Regions from separate parts of the Homo sapiens genome. Here region 1 is linked to region 2. The links are chromatin contacts, found by Hi-C or POLR2A ChIA-PET in ENCODE. All regions are on one chromosome and are shown on one strand. The core of a region is the stretch at or near the end of the contact, and the rest is flanking DNA. Distances in the headings are between cores, read along the strand shown.

Region 1 (4,890 bases), core at 1,573-4,072, 190 kb before region 2:
CGGGGCTGGGCTGGGAGGCAGGGTGCCTGGCTGCCCGGATCTGTCATTTGGGCAAGTTACTTGACTGCAGTGGGGCTATTTCCCAGCAGTTTCACAAGGACTTTCAGTTAAAAATGGTCCCCCATGTTCCTTCTAGTTTCAACATCTAAACTTGCCTGAGAGTTATGGCGGCCAGGGGAAAGCTCTTTCACAGGTGAGGAAGCACACTCAGAGAAAGTAAACCTCTTGTATGAAAGCACACAGCTTAGCTAGTGAGGCCAGGGCTGGAACTGGAAGCTGGGTCTGTCTGACCCCACACTCTTGCTGTCTCTGCTGTGCTCTAACCATGCTTCCTTGGATGTGGATCCCTTCTCTGCTCCACAGTGGATGCCCCCCTGAACTCATAATCTGAGTATCCATTGGTGGCAGCAAGAGGAATTATGTTCTTTGGAGCAGAGAAGCATTCCAAAAGATGACACAAAAGTCAGAAATCATTAAAAAGGGATAGGTTTGATTACATTTTAAAAATCTATACTAACTTCTATAATGGTCCAAAATGCCCTGCAATACAAAGAAAAGAAAAAAAGGAGAAAATGTTTGCTGCATATTTAAAAAAGGATTAATATCCCTAGTATACAAAGAGCACTGAAACCTATAAACATTATCCAATTTAAAAAACATGAACTGGGGATTCACAAAAGAAGAAACACAAATATGTATTATATATACATGATGAGCATCCTTTTTTTTTTTTTTTTTGAGATGGAGTTTTGCTCTTTGTTGCTCAGGCTGGAGTGCTGTGGTGCTATCTCGGCTCACTGCAACCTCCGCCTCCTGGGTTCAAGCAATTCTCCTGTCTCAGCCTCCCGAGTAGCTGGGATTACAGGTGCCCGCTACCACGCCTGGTTAATTTTTGTATTTTTAGTACAGACGGGGTTTCACCATGTTGGCCAGACTGGTCTCGAACTTCTGCCTTGGCCTCCCAAAGTGCTGGGATTACAGGAGTGAGACACCAGGCCTGGCCAACGTCCTTTTATTTTTGAGGCAGAATCTCACACTGTTGCCCAGGCTGGAGGGCAGTGGCGTGATCTCGGCTCACTGCAACATCTGCCTCCCAGGTTCAAGCGATTCTCCTGCCTCAGCATCCTGAGTAACTGGGATTACAGACGTGCACCAACACACCCAGCTAATTTTTGTATTTTTAGTAGAGATGGGGTTTCACCATGTTGGCCAGGCTGGTCTCAAACTCCTGCCTCGGCCTCGCCAAGTGCTGGGATTACAGGCGTGAGCCACCACCCCCGGCCATGATGAGCATCCTTATAGGCGATTCTACCCAGCTATCAAAAGCGCTTCTCAAAGCTACTAATCAAAGCAACCTTGGCTCCTCCTCAGGACTCCCACGCACACTCCCCAGATCCCCAAATCCAGCTCTGTGGGGCAGGTGGGGACCAGCTGGCAGCTTAGGGTGCCAGGTCAACCTGGTGACCGGTTCTGAGTGTGTGGCATTACAGAAAGAGGCTTAATGGGGAGGGCAGAGTCTGCAGGGGGTGGGGGGCAGCTGTGGGCAGAGAACATCAGGAACCAGAGACATCAAAATCAAGAGTAATGAAGTGGAAATCACACTAGGGCCTGGGCACCCCCAGCTATTTGGCTTATTCAACCTGAGTGTAACTACAAAGAGGGTATCCCCCATTTGCAAGTATCTGTGTGCCTTTGGTCTCAGCTCCTTCTGCTATCCCTGTGGGTTAACACCATCTAGGGCAGGGGCTCAGCCTTGCTAGTGAGAGGAAGGTAAGGGGTCCCTTACATTCAACTGTTTACATCTCATCACACTGAGATTCTAGTCCCTTCCTGACAGAGCCCTGCTGCTGGGCCACAGCTTTTTATTAAGCACCCACTATGTGCCAGGCACTGTTCTGAGTGCTGGGGATACGGTGATCAACAAAACACACAAAAATCCCTTCTCTTCAGAGACCCAAGCATCTGTGTTCCAGGACAGGGGCCTAGGCCCCAGAAAATCAGGGCCAGGGATTGGAGAGCATGGGGGCAATGGGGGCATCAGGGCTGCCAAGCCAGCAGCCTGGGAATCTCCTGGGAGATCTTGGACAGGGGTAATGAACCATCTCAGTGGGCTCTCAGACTGTGTGACCCCAGCAATAAGAGTGCAGAAACAACCAGGTAAGGGTGGTCAGCATTGACAACACCTGCAAGTACACTGCATTCCAGTTCCCGTGTGGCCCAAGAGTATAGGGCAGCTAACCTGGGAGAGCCACAGAGACCACCTCACTCCCCATTTCACAGCTGTGAAAACTGAGACCCAGGGAAGGGAAGCTTTTGTCATGATTAAGGAGCAAACAAAACTTTGAAGGAAGGACTTTGAAGGAGGGACGGATTCATGCAGGTGCATGGCCCATGCCCCTGGCCTTACCTTTTTGTTTTTCAGTCCCATCCTCTTGAGGCCAGGAGTGTCTGGCCTTGTTTAACAATCTTGGGGATGAGTACTTGGTATCAGTGGGTGATCAGGAATCAGTCCTGCCCAGACAGCTGGCCTGGGCGTCTTGGAGTCCTTATGGGTAGTAGACAGTATGGAGGTCAATGTGGTCTCAGGGGTGCCACACACCAGCCCTGGGGCCTGGATGTGGGGGGAGGGGGAGGGTGGCCAGGTGGGAGCAGGTCCTGGATCTCTCAGCAGCGAGATGGTCTGTGGGTGGAAGGGCCTTGGGGGTTGAGGGCCATGGCCAGCTGGACAGGGTCAGCAATGAGGCAATTGACTCTTGGCACACCTAGGACGGTGGAGAGATGGGGCAGGGGGGCCCTGTCTCTGCCCAGGCCTGGAAAACAATAAGCTCTTCCACCTAGCTGGGTCACCTGGGCAACACTGTGTGATGTCACAGGGCAGGGCCGAAGTCACACAGGCACCTGTCCAGGTGCAGTGAGCTAGAACGCGAAGCCCTTTTCCCTATTCCTGGAGCTGTGTTCCACCTGCCGCCTGGCACTCAGGCCCCACCCTTCCTGCTCTTGGTGCCTCAAGTAGTCTCCACCAACCCTGTGGTGTGGCCAGCCCCATGCTGCTCAAGCTGCAGCAAAAGAGGAAGCAGACACTGCTCTCAAGAGTGTTGCAGCTTGATCGGTAAAACAGCTACTTCTGTTGAAGAATCTACCAGCCATCGTGCCTCTTTGGGTACCTATAGTCTTCCATTTATTTGATAATAATAAACACAAACTTCAAGAGGATGGTTTCTTCTTGGAGGGTGGGTGGGAAGATCGGGGAGAGAAGAGGGTAAGAGCATACATTCTAAACTTTTGGGTTTTTAGATTGGGTGGTCAGTTAATGGAAATTCATTACATTATTGAAAATAAATTATAATTAAACAATTAAAGAAAGCCATGATGGGTCAGTGATGGCACTAGAGTACGAACCAAAGATTATGGTTCAGTTCTGAGCACTGCAAGAAATTATTACAAAGACAAAGAGCATTTGCTGCACGCCAGGCAGGGTCCTAAGTGCTTTTGGTGAGGTGAGATGGCAGAATGAAGAGAGACTAGTCCTTGGCCTGGGGTGGGGGGTTGCTCTATAGAGAGGTGAGGTCTGAACTGGGCTTCGAAGAATGATCAGAAATCCTGGGCTAGAAGAGGAGGGATTTGGGGTACTGGGCAGTGTTCAGAAGTGTTTGGGGGGCCCCTGTGGCCTGCCTCATTTCTACCTATTTTGGGCCCCAAGTTGGAGATTCTTTTAATCTGGCCGAAGAGCAGGACCAGCCTGGCAGCCAGGAGGCAGGAGACTCCGGCTTTGCAGAGGCCTCCCAGCCTCCCTCTCTACCCCCACTCCAGAGAGAGCAGCAGCAAGGATGTGGTTCTCCCCAGTTTAGAGACAGAAAAACTGAGGCTTTGCTTTTGATTAGAACTGAAAGGACCAGCCAAGGTCACCCAGACACTGGTGGGGGATGGTAGTCAGGAACCCCACTCCTAATTTTCTCCCCGTCTAGGCCTGCCAAGAGTGGTACTCCTGGGGCTCTGGGGCTGGGGGCCTGACCAGGAATGGCCTGGCTGTGAGCACTGTGCTTTATCTCCCTTGTGGGCCAACATGTCCCAGCACAGTGTGTATGTGTGGAAAGGTCTCAGTGGCTGCTCCCCCAGTCTCTCTAGAGCGCATCTCCCCCAACCTCTCAGGCCTGCTTAGTCTAGGAGGCTAGGGCAGCAGGTTCAGGGGGTGGGGAGCCATTGCTCCTTCTCTAGCAGCAGGACTGAAGATGCAAGCCAGGTGCCTAGGAAGCAAACTTTAATGAAGCACTCATTCTCAGGGCTGTGCGAGCGCTCCGCTCCCGACACAGAGCCTCACATTTTGTGCCCTGGCCACCTTGCCTGCCTCACTGTGGTCCTTGCCCTGCCCTGCAGCTCTGCCTCAGTCCCCGGGGCTCGGGGCTCTCACCCAGCTACCCTCCTTGGCATCTGAGCTTTCTGCCTCTGCAGCCACGCCCCTGCCATCTTCCTGCCTGGGAAGATAATGCGATTGGGCACTGGTTCCAGGCCGTCTGGCTCCAGGGTGCAAGTGGGCCCTGTGCACTCAGCAGCCACCAGTAGGGCCCTTCTACCTCCTGACTTGCTGGTTGTTCACCTCCCCAGACCAAGGACCCCTGAGACACCAGCTCCTGTGCCTGTCCTAACCTCCCCCGAGAGCTGCTTCCTCCTTGCCTGTGAGAAGGCCTTAGCAGCATGAGCCCAGCTGCTCTACCTTCTCCTCCCCTTCCTCCAGCAAGGTGAGCTCTATATCCCCAGCCCAGAGAAGTGGGCTTGCTCCTCAAATGTCCAGGGGCCAGCCCCAAGCTGTGATGATTCAGGGAGATTCCAGGGTGAGGGAGAGCAGGGAATGATTAATCTCACAGCTAATAGATAACTGTGCCCACCCCCTAC
Region 2 (4,733 bases), core at 1,223-3,722:
AGGCTGTGACAGTGGAGGCAGGGCAGAACACCCCTCAATCACATCTGAAAACAGCACACATGGTGGGGCTGGAAATCAGTGGGCCCAGTCTCCCTTCCTCCTTCCATCTGCATCAATCTGTTTCCATCGGTGCTTCAGAACCAGCGCCTGTTTTAACAGTCTGGCATCAGAATCTTATTTTAAATGCATCAAAATTCACTGTGAGAGCCAGCACTCCGGTCGTGGGAACAAGACCCTACGGAATTCCTCAGTGGGTCTTCAGGGGCCCCATGGGATGGGGCTGCAGTATGGGTACACAGACTTCACCAGTGTGAAAGCTGAGGTCATCAGCCATGGAGGCTAGAGGCCTGGGCTGCTTGGGAAGCATCCCAGGAGCAGGGAGCTAATGAGTAGGGATGGGAAGGAGGGAGGAGGAGGAAGGGGCTGTCGTTCTGCTAATCAGAGCGGACAACCCTGACCTGCCTCTGTTCTGCTGTTGACCTCTGATGTGACCACAAGGTTGGGGACTAACAGTTTGGAATGGGAGCTAGAATTCAAGGATGAGAAGTCTTCCTGTCCACTGCCTCAGAGGCCTGCTTTCCATTCCTAAAAATGCAGGATGGCACAGCCAGATGGCCGCTCTGACCGTGGAGGCCAATCAGCCCATTTTACAGATGGGGACACTAGAGCTTAGGAAGGGACCTGTTCCTAGGCCACACTCACTGCACAGTCAGAGATAGGGACGGGACTTTCTCTGCTGTTCCACACTGCTTCCCCTTGGAGGAGCAGTCTATGAGAGCAGCGGTTCTCAAACTTGAGCATGCACCAGCATCACCGGGAGAACCTGTTAAAACACAGACTGCTGGGCCCCACCCTGAAGATTCTGATTCCAGAGGCCTGTGGTAGAGCCCACAGGTCTGCATTTCTAAGAAGCTCCCAGGGGATGCTGATGCCGCAGGTCCTGGACTACATGCTGAGTAGTGCTGGGCACTCCTTGGGACGGCTGAGGGTGAGGGCAGTGCAGGAAGAGCCAAGGGCCATGCTGTGAGGGGTCTGGTGGCCTGAGGACCAAAGAGCAAAGCTGTGGCCAAGCAGAGGTGTCTGTGCAGCCAGGAGGAAGGAAGCAAGCTTTGGAAGGTCAGGCTTTGGAAGCAGGGACATGCATGGAACATCAGTTTCTGTCTTTGCTGATGAGGCCCCTCTGGGATGAAAGGAGAAGGGAACAGAGTTGGCCTCTGGGCAGGTGGAGGGTGGGGGACCCTAACCTCATGAGGGGCAGTTTGGTTTGGAAGGCACTTTGAGTTGCCATGGGCTGCCAGGGCTGTAGCCAGCATCACCTCAGACTGTTCTGTGTGGGAGCTGTCAGCAGGTGTCCAGGGGCAGGGGCTGGGGTCAGGGCAGAGCTGTAAGGACACCCAAGGTAGTGGCAGGTGGGATGGATGGGGCAAGACCAGGGCCACCTAGAGAGCCCAGAGGTCATGCCTTCCTCACTCAGGACCTCCCTGGTTCTAGCTCCTGGAAGGAGGGGCTAATAGGAGTCTGGTGCACACCTAGGGTGATGGGTGCTCAGCTTTGGAACCTTCTCTGTAGGATGTTTAGAGAAGGGAAATTTGGTCCCAGAGAAAGGGAACTGATTCTGAACCAAATGACAACTGAGGGCTGGGTACCAGGACCTGGGAATGCTGTGATGGGTGGGGCCTGGCTCAGGGACCCCATCCCTCTCTGCCCACCAGAGACTCCAAGCTGGTCACCCCCTCCTCTCAGCTCTGCTGGGAGGCCCTCTCTGCCAAGCCACGGCCAGCAAGTGGGGTGGAGACTCCTTCTGCCCGTGCCAGCGCCGGACCCTCCAACAGGCCTTCAAAGTAGGTGCCCAGAGCCTGCAGGTTGAAAGCAGGCTGGGCAGGGGGCAACGTGGTGGTCTGCAGGCTTAGATAGCGGCTGTACTTCTTCAGGCCCCCCTGCCGGTCACGGCGGTGTGCACTCAGCAGCTCCATGAAGCTCACGTTGTGTAGGGCCAGGAGGCGGGCCTCAGCCCGGGGCAGCACAGCTGCCTGCACCAGGGGCTGCAGGGAGGCAAAGCACTGCAGGCTACTGAAGGGGTAGACATGCTGGGCCAGCTGGGGGCCCGGGGAGACCTCGAGGAGGCGGCACAGGTCACGCATGGCCAGCACGGCAGCCATGGCGCTGCGCTCGCTCATGTTTCTCGCCAGGTAGGTCTGGGCCAGGTTCTTGAGTTTGAAGCTGCTGGCCCCGGGCACACGCTCCCGGATGAGAGGCAGGGCAGCCAGGAAGCCCGAGATGGCCTCCTGGAATTCCCACAGCCTGTTAATGTCCTCCAGGGCCCGGAAGAAGTTTGGGAGGCCAGGCCCCCACAGCTTGTAGCAGGCCAAGATAGGGCGGCGCATGGAGCTCAGAAAGCTGAGGAAGTGCTGCAGCCCCACCTCCAGGGACACGGCCTTGGAGTAGATGCTGAAGAAGGCTTCAGGCTGGATGACCACGCGGAACTTGCTTTCCCGGTTCACCGCAGCCAGCTGGCTAATCTTCTGGGCTGGGCAGGAGAGAAGGGCAGGGTGAGGACCCAGGGTCACAGAGAGCTCTGGGGTGGGAGCAGGGGGTCCTCTAGGGCTGCTGACTCACCATCTAGAGACCTCACCTTGGGGTCTGCTGGCAGTAGCCACACATCAGCCCCCAAATGCAGCTCTGATCCTGGTTGTGGTGGGATAGCAGTCAGAAGGGGAGGCTCGGCTGCCCTCCAAACACTTTGTTCACCAGCTGGGGATCCAGCTCTCCCCTCCTCCACTACCGGCCCCAGAGTTGGCCAAACCCCATGGATACAGGTCCCTCCTGTCTTCTATCAGCCTCAGCCACCTATACTAGAGATCCCAGGCTGCTTGAACTTAGCTCTCCATCCCATGCTCCTTCCTCCAATCCCCTCAAGGACCCCAGCCCAGTCAGAGCCCTGGGACATAGAAAGCACTCCACTCAGAGCAAGGCCAAGAGCCTCCCACTGAGGTCTGCAAATGACTTTTCTGTACCATGAAAACACTTGCTGTTTCTGTCTGGCTGGGCTAGCCCCAATGTTGAGTCCATGCCACAGGGTAGGGCCTGGGGCTCTGGCTCAAGGAGGGGCATTTGCAGAGCCAGGGCAAGCACTGGAGGAAGTAGAGGGGCTTCCAGGATAAGGGGTCTGATCCCTCTGTGACCTTGGATCTGTGGGCAGCCCTGTGCAGCCACCTGTGGGATTGGCCCTCTACTCAGAAACGTGTAGCACAGCCAGAGGCCTTACTTGGATGACAGGGCTCACGGCAATGAGCTCACGCATTGTGTTTCTGTCTAGGAGTGTGTTCCCCAGGCTCTCTGTCTGAGAGAAGAACTGGTCAGAGGTGCACTTGTGGAGGCATCTGCCTCTCTCGCACACTCAGGCACTGGATAAGGCGGACATCTTTATTCAAGCCAGCAAATGACACGCCAGGAGCCCAGGTGAGCCGGAGTGCTCTGCCCAGCCTGGCTGCAGTTGTTGGCCAGAGCTCAGAGCTCTCCTGGGCCTGGCAGATGGCTCTGCCTGCACTTCTTTTTGGGACTCAGAGACTAAATTAGAAAGGGGTGGGGGTAGCCCCAGGAGAACCCACTTTCATTGTCAATCTTGAGGTCAAAGAAAACCAGAGGTCTGTCTTCTGCTTGGGGGTCAGCAAGGTTCTCGTCCAGGACCCTGAGGGTGCTGGGGCCTTCCAGCTGGAGGTCACTGGACTCACTGCTGCTGTCATCCAGCTCTCGGGAGGACTGCAACACAGAAAAACCAAGCGTCAGGGATTCAGAGGGCCAAGGCAAGCACCTGTGCAGAACACTAGCAAGCTGGTATAGCTGGGAGCATCTGCGTGCACATGAAGGAGGGTGTACCACTGGGAAAGGGGACGTGTGCACAAGAGAAGGTATGTGTGCATGAATGGGTGTGAACTGGGTGTGTCACATGTGAGGGTTACATGTATGAACCAGGGCATACACCCTCATGAGTAGGGGAGGAAGGGTGACACACACAGGTTGTGAACGTGCATGTGTGGGAATGAATCCAAGTGCTAAATCTGTGTGTGCATGCACAGTTAAGTGTGAGCTGTGAACCTGCGTTGACACAAGTGTATGAAAGTGTGAGAGAAAATGCCAGTGGGTGTGTGCATGAGTGTGCTGTGCTGCTTATGGAGGCTCAGGGAAGGAGCCATCTGCTATGGCAGGCAGGACCTGAGATGTCTGCTCCTAATTTCATCTTTCTGAGCAGACTCAGAAGAAACACCAAAACTTGGGACGGGAGAAAGAAGCCTCATCTTGAACCCCAGATGATTCTTTGGAAGGGGTCGGGAGCCTGCCTTTTCTTGTCCCCGAAGTCAGCCGAGGTGCCAGTGTCCTACACAAAGGCGAGGGGAAGGACTGCTTGGCCTCCTGAAGGCCACATCTAGGTGGACACCCAGGTCCTTGGCAGTGAGAGAGCAGTGGAGGCTCTTGGCATCTGCCCCAGCAGCTTAGAGAAACCTGAGTTTTGGGAGTCCTTCAGGTGAGGCGTTCTCTCCTGTCCCAAGGTCCTGGTGGGAACACTGTTCGAGAAGCCATGGGGTGGGGAGCCAGAGGATGAGGGAAGGGCTCCAGCTCTGAGATTTTCCCAAGGGACTGGGACTACAGAGGGAGGTGGAGCCTCTGATGGTAATACAGAGTTAATTGCTTATCATCTGCTCAGCTGCCAAGCCCAGATGTTTAGTCTTTGATGA

What was found. Hi-C counts contacts between places; a loop is a spot of excess contacts on that map. ChIA-PET counts read pairs that join two places held with the same protein, here RNA polymerase II (POLR2A). Pooled maps may share reads with other maps.
Region 1: a loop to region 2 is called in a map of aorta, with 4 times the contacts of the local background. The contact joins the promoter of CCDC33 here to the enhancer-like site in region 2. A Hi-C loop is called at or near these places in 1 of 168 maps with a recorded cell type or tissue (aorta) and 1 of 50 pooled maps. POLR2A ChIA-PET finds 5 or more read pairs at or near these places in 3 of 52 experiments (H1, HEK293 and WTC11).

The regions. Positions count from the first base shown.
Region 1 is chr15:74,234,258-74,239,147 of GRCh38, reverse strand. CCDC33 (coiled-coil domain containing 33) reads right to left here and starts at 2,822. Exons shown (of 19, transcript NM_025055.5): 1 at 2,408-2,822. The coding sequence starts at 2,428. RefSeq lists enhancers at 1-172, 4,535-4,890.
Region 2 is chr15:74,042,015-74,046,747 of GRCh38, reverse strand. PML (PML nuclear body scaffold) reads right to left here. Exons shown (of 9, transcript NM_033238.3): 8 at 3,609-3,759; 9 at 1-2,527. The coding sequence ends at 1,740. Among named protein-coding and RNA genes, the nearest start is that of GOLGA6A, 38 kb to the left of the region's middle. RefSeq lists a silencer at 194-385. Within about 2 kb of position 2,472, at least 12 of the 41 ENCODE cell types and tissues checked have a DNase peak (open chromatin) inside an H3K27ac peak, as active enhancers do.